2 separate regions of the Mus musculus genome follow, and region 1 is linked to region 2. The links are chromatin loops, found by intact Hi-C in ENCODE. Cell type or tissue: heart. All regions are shown on one strand. Links, peaks and the distances in the headings refer to the core of each region. The heading gives the core; the rest is flanking DNA.

Region 1 (2,923 bases), core at 160-2,659, 220 kb before region 2:
CTTGGTGAGGATCCTAATTCAGTTCCCAGCATCCACATGGTGGCCAACACCTATCTGTAACTGGAGTTCCAGGGATAAGACACCCTTCTCTGGCTTTCAAAGGAACTGCATACATGTGCTACACAAACATATATGTAGATGAAACCTTCACACACAGAATAGCTGTTTATCGCCTGTTAAATGATTGTTAGCCCACTACTTCTTATCTTTCTACAAAAATTGATCAGTGTGGCCTGCCTTCTACAACTGTAGAACTATTTCAGAAAGTCTCATGCTCAGATGCAGTAATAATCCCTCTTTAAATTCTTGACTCCTCTCTTCCTCTCAGCCCTTACCCACTTATTTCAAGGAAATGTCCTCCTTCGAAACATTGCTAATAATCATGAACTATGTTTCAGCCAAAAGAAAGGTTAGTGAGAAAGAAAGGTACAGCCGAAAGAACAGCCATCACAAACCCTTGTTGACTTGGAAATGCTTCTAATTTCAAATTCCTGTACAAAACTATCTTTTTATTATCATATTCTGCAACTATTTTGACCTACTCTTTAAAAAAAGAAAGGAAAGACGCATTATCAACTTTAAAGTTTTCTCACCTTGTTCATTAAAGATGTTCTATACTGGCAACACAGTCTAGTCTATTAGTTTAGTGTACAGATGCACTATTTATGATATTATATCCCAACAACCCCATTAAAATTAAAGCATTTTAAGTCAAAAGAGCATTTATACGCTTAACCTATAGAAAGAAGATTCTGGTTCCACAGCACAGTATACATGAGAGGATCTCCAGTTCGCCATGCTGAGCAATGAGCTGCCTGGGAAAGGCAGCAACTACATGTTTGCTTTCTGCTTCATGGCATGCTGGGGAGGCGACTATGCTTGAGGAAACAGGTCACATGCAGTCAAGGAGCACAAAGGTCAATGCTGGGCTCCATTAGCTTCTTTTCCCTTCTTATTCCGTCTGGGACTTTGGTCTATACAACTGTGCCTCCCACTTTGAAGATGAGTCTGCCTTTCAATCACACAGGAGATATACGTTTGGGTGTCACATAAAAAGCTCAACATTGAATCATAATTAAGTCTTACTTCCTTAAGTCATTTTTGTCAGGAATTCTGTCACAGCAACAAGAAAATAATAAAGTAGTTTCATATTATTTTATTTTACTTTATCTGTTATTTTGGCAGTCCTCTGAAGTGAATGGAGGACCTAGGGAAGTGTTCTGCCACTAAACTATACTTCTAGTCATTATCAGTGTTAAATGCTTTTTAAAATATGCTTTCTATATGAATCTTTCCAATGACATCAAATATTTTTACAGGCCCCAAAATTTTACCAAGGCACATCTACGGATTCATTCTGAATGATTTCACAATTTATAATTGGATAGCAAAACTACTTGTGATTGTCATAAAAAGCTGCCATGAATATTCTTATTCTTTAAGTAAAACTTTGGGGGTGGGGGTGTACACAGACATATGTGCAGGAACCAATGGAGGCCAGAAGGGGGTGCTGTATCCCCAGGAGCTGAAGGTACAAGCCTTTGTGAACTATCTGATGTAAATAATCAAAACCATATCAGATCCTCTGCTAAAGCAGCAAATGTTCTTTCCTACTAGGCCATCTCTACAAACCTGACTACAGTTCTTTACATGCACCTCAGATCACTCTCTTAGGATTTTTTTAGAGGTAGGATTATAGAGATTATATCTATATAATTACATGATTATAATCATGTAACTTTCTCAGCTCTATTTATCATTTATCAAGCATATGAGCTGGGTATGGTGGTGCATGCCTATGCTCCCAGCACTTCAGAGGAGTGTCTGTAAAACTGAAGCCAACCTGGCCCACATAATGAGTTCTGAGGCCATCACAGGACTGTGAAGAGAGAACATGTCTCAAAAAGAGAAGGTGGGGGACAACTTGCAAGCAAAATGATCTGTTATCCTAAGATCCATTTTGCTATCTATAGCTTATGTTTATATATGTTACAAGTAACTTATTTTTCTATTTGTTTTTCTCTGGGACTGCTGTCTATGAAATACATATATTTGTGTTACTTCACAATTTATCCATAATAAAGTTCGTAAAATTACTATATTCATTTTTTAACTATTCCCATGAGGTTTTAGATTTCTACTTCACAAATGAAAAATAAAAATGTAACCTACTTAGAATTCTTCACGCTTTATATTCAAAAAAGACTTCTAGTAGGTTAAGAATTTCCTTTTGAATTTTCATAATAAGTATAAAAGTGAAATAATTACAAAAATAAAACTGTGATGATCAACAGGCAAACATCTGTGAAAGGAAACCATGCTTTCAGGTGTACATAGATTAGCTACTTCCTTATGAGTAAAACTAAATGACTGTGCACACAATAGGTATGTAAGTACTTGCTTCCCAAAAGAACATTCTAATTATTTAAAATAAATTATTTATTTACTTAAAGGCGGGCTCAAATACTTAATTTAAAACACTACCACCACCACCACAAAAAAAAGGTCTATATCCAATTTAACTACAATGGTCAGCTCTCTCAGACATGAGGAACATCTCACTTTATCACTGCCTCTGCCGATAATATCACTTCCCTTTAACTTATCCTTCATGTACTGAACCTTCCCTTCACTAAACTACTTCTAACTTTTGCCTATATTTAAACTATCCAGGGTAAAATTAGCCTAGCTGTCTGGACTCCAGTAGGGAGATAAGGGGAACATAATGTATTGCAGCATGGTACTCTGCAATACTTAGAATATCTTCCAAGTTATCCAAGTCTGATTCTTTGGGCCTCTGTACTTTTCATCTCCTTTGAGTTCAGTTCAAACACACACATAAGTGCATGTCTGCACACACAGAAACACACACACACACACACACACACACACAGACTACACTGTAAGTAAATGATAGCAATAT
Region 2 (2,923 bases), core at 314-2,813:
ACAAATTTAAGGTCATTTGCTAAATAGATTTAGTTTCCAATGTAATTTTCCTAAGCTATTTAACCTAATCTAACCTTACCAAAGAGAAAGACCTATTTAACCTAGCTTTACTTTATCCTTGTTTGGGGGACAGGATCAGTAGACTTCCACTACCAGACACATGTATACCGGGTTGAAGCTTTGTGTTTAGCAGAGCCTGGGAAGATGCCTAACTCGTTAACATCTGCTTGAACCATAGCCATTGACCCACCCACAAAAAAAAAAAAAAAAAAAAAAAAAAAAAAAAAAAACCCTAATCATACAGATCTTAAGTTTAATGTTTTGAGGTCCTGACGTGGTTAATTTTGGCCAGAACAACATTATCTCCAAATCATGCTGCAATAGGGCCACTGGGAATTTTCTTTGAAATGGAAGCTATGCTAGGGAATTATGCACGTACACATTAGAGTAAACATTAACAGATGACAGGTTTCTTCATGTCCCATGAATTCTGTCATTTATAATCACTGCCAAATAATTGTTCAAAATGACACAAATCACTTTGAAAACCGAACTCTGGCTCTGTTTGCTTTAATGGGAAACCTATCCCTCTGAGGCTAGACCACATATAACTGAGGCGGACCCATGATTTACACAGGACTGGGGGCTCTATACTGGCCACAAGACATCAGATTTGGAGATTTCTTCTAATCTCTGATCAGAGTTTACACACTAGTCTCCATTAGAATTTGGCCCTGCATTTAAGCATGGCAATAAATTAAATAATTCATTTCATCTTTGCATTATTTCTCTAACAGTAGATTAGCAAATGATTCAACGAAACCCCAATCATATAATTTTGATAGTCTGATAAAGGCTATTATTATAAACAGTATTGTTATAAATGTTTTGAAAGTTTATTTATAAATTGGATTGACTTTGCCTGGTTCCTAGGTTACTGACATGTGATCTCTCAGCAGTAAACAAAAAAAATGTATTGTAAAAATCCTTATTTCAACAAATTATGCCAAATCTTAATAGACATTTTGTTCCAGAGCCTGAAGGATTTTTAATGAAGTCTATTACCTTTATTAGTAGCCAAGAACTGAGAGTCCAGCCTTTCCACTTCCTTTTAAAATGCGAGGTCCGCAAACCTGAAATTTTCACTTTTACTTTTCAATTTTGAACTGACATTCCAATCTGGGAGGGGAAGGAGGAGATGTAAAGACACCAAACACTCGAAGGTACCCCAAAGTGGGATCTCGCTGCTAAGAGCAGCAGCAAGCTTTCTTCTACAGGATCCAGGACTCTGTCGCCCTTTCGCATCCCGGCTGCGAATTCGTCCCTGCAACGCCTCCTGCCGGTCGGAAGCGCAGACGCCTTAAGGGCCTCTCGCCGTCTAGGAGGCCGGGGACAGGCGAGCCGTCTCCGTAGCGCCACCGCGGCCGTGAGCACGCGTGGGAGCGTAGGCCGCAGCACTGCAGCTCTAGGAAAGGGAGAGCGGGGCCTCGGCTCGCGCCTGCCCCCTGGGTCACCCATATGCGTGGGCTGTCACGTCTCACCGGGCCTCCCGCACTCCCACCCTGCCCACCTCCGGCAGCGCGCCCCACTCTCCGTTTCCTGCCCGCCTCTGTCCGCCCCTCCCCCCTCCCCACCCTCCGTGACCCCACGCGGGAGTGCTGGGGTCCAGGCGCTCATCCAGGGCTGGCTGGTGGGAGAGCTGAGGACTCACAGGAGTGTGGGTGTAGCCGAGAGGTTTGGGGTCTTGGGAGAGCTGTGTTGGGGACTTGTGAGACTTTCCTAGGAGAGGCCCTGTAACCTGCTCTTTTCCTGCCCACTCTCCCGCACCCCCACTCTGTCTTTTGCACCCCACCCCACCCCACACCTCTACCCAGTCCTCTGCCTTGTCTTCCCCCATTTCCCTCTTCTTGGAGCTGTTTCTCCTCCAGGCTCTCTCTTCACTTCACCTTTCTGCTCCACATGCTCTAACCTTTACTGCGTGATTGCTTTCTCCCCTCTTTCTGCATCCTAAAGTTCTCCACTTGCATTTGGTTAAGTGGTCACCACCTTCAAAACTAATTATTTCTTAGTTCATTTGAAATAAGATATCTTAAGCCTAAGGCTAATTTCATCTTCTACCTGTTCAGTGCAGAATAGCCTCAGGTATACTAGACGTGCTACATGAGTACCGAGTGGACACTCAAAAGAAATCTCCACACTAAGTTTTCTACATGGGTCGAGGGGAAGTCCTTCGCTAGGTTTGTTGATTGTAAGAGAAGCCCATCCATTCGTTAGGAAGGTCAAAGATAGTGTGTGGGCCTGCCTGGTACCAATGGCAGTCAGGGGCACTCAGGGACAGGTGTCATATCAGAGTGAGGAGGCTACAGGCTGGCCACAAGCCAGGCTTATGGAGAATTCGGCAAAAATCCAGACCTGCCTGGTCTATGCATCTGTGGTTCCAGATATCTAGAGCTGTGAAGTGGCTCCGCTGATAATCTTATCGAGCCATCGCGTAGCCCACCGCTGTGCCCCTGCCTCTGCCTGAACTCACAGAGGTCCAGTGGGTCGGACCAGCCAGTCTGAGGTCCACTGGCAAGTTCTGCTGCTCTATCAGGGACCACAGCCGAGCCCTAACCACAGACCAGTCCTGTTTCTCTTTCTGCTCTTGGGAGATAGTTACAGATATAGGTAATTAAGTTGCATCTGCTACTATATGCCCTTGCATAGACAATGTATTGGCTGAAGGTTAATTAGCTCAGAGTCTCTAAGAAGACGGCAAGCACCAGAACTTGGTAGGATTTGGAGTAAAAATACACAATCCTTCCTCTCAGCTAAGAGGGTTTAAGCAAGTTACTAGCTTTCATCATGTACCAACTAAAGCTGTTGGATAAGCTAAAATCTTTTCTTATTTGGAGATCTTTTCTCAAAGCAGGAAAGCTTACTA

What was found. Peaks named below come from ENCODE experiments on the same cell type or tissue, not always from the same donor. Only the 100,000 strongest peaks of a DNase experiment are listed, where the experiment ranks them.
Region 1: it touches region 2 in a loop (2.2-fold over the local background); 1 of 42 quality-filtered maps calls a loop at or near these places.

What each region holds. Positions count from the first base shown.
Region 1 is chr15:35,543,651-35,546,573 of GRCm38, reverse strand. All of the region lies in intron 19 of Vps13b (vacuolar protein sorting 13B), which reads right to left. Among named protein-coding and RNA genes, the nearest start is that of Gm24771, 58 kb to the right of the region's middle. In heart, for the core only: a CTCF peak has its summit at 1,504 (motif pointing right); no DNase peak of the experiment used is centred there.
Region 2 is chr15:35,325,217-35,328,139 of GRCm38, reverse strand. The region is part of intron 1 of BC048602 (cDNA sequence BC048602); the gene reads left to right. Among named protein-coding and RNA genes, the nearest start is that of BC048602, 1.9 kb to the left of the region's middle. In heart, for the core only: a CTCF peak has its summit at 1,337; no DNase peak of the experiment used is centred there; H3K4me3 peaks cover 944 bases; H3K27ac peaks cover 603 bases; H3K27me3 peaks cover 644 bases.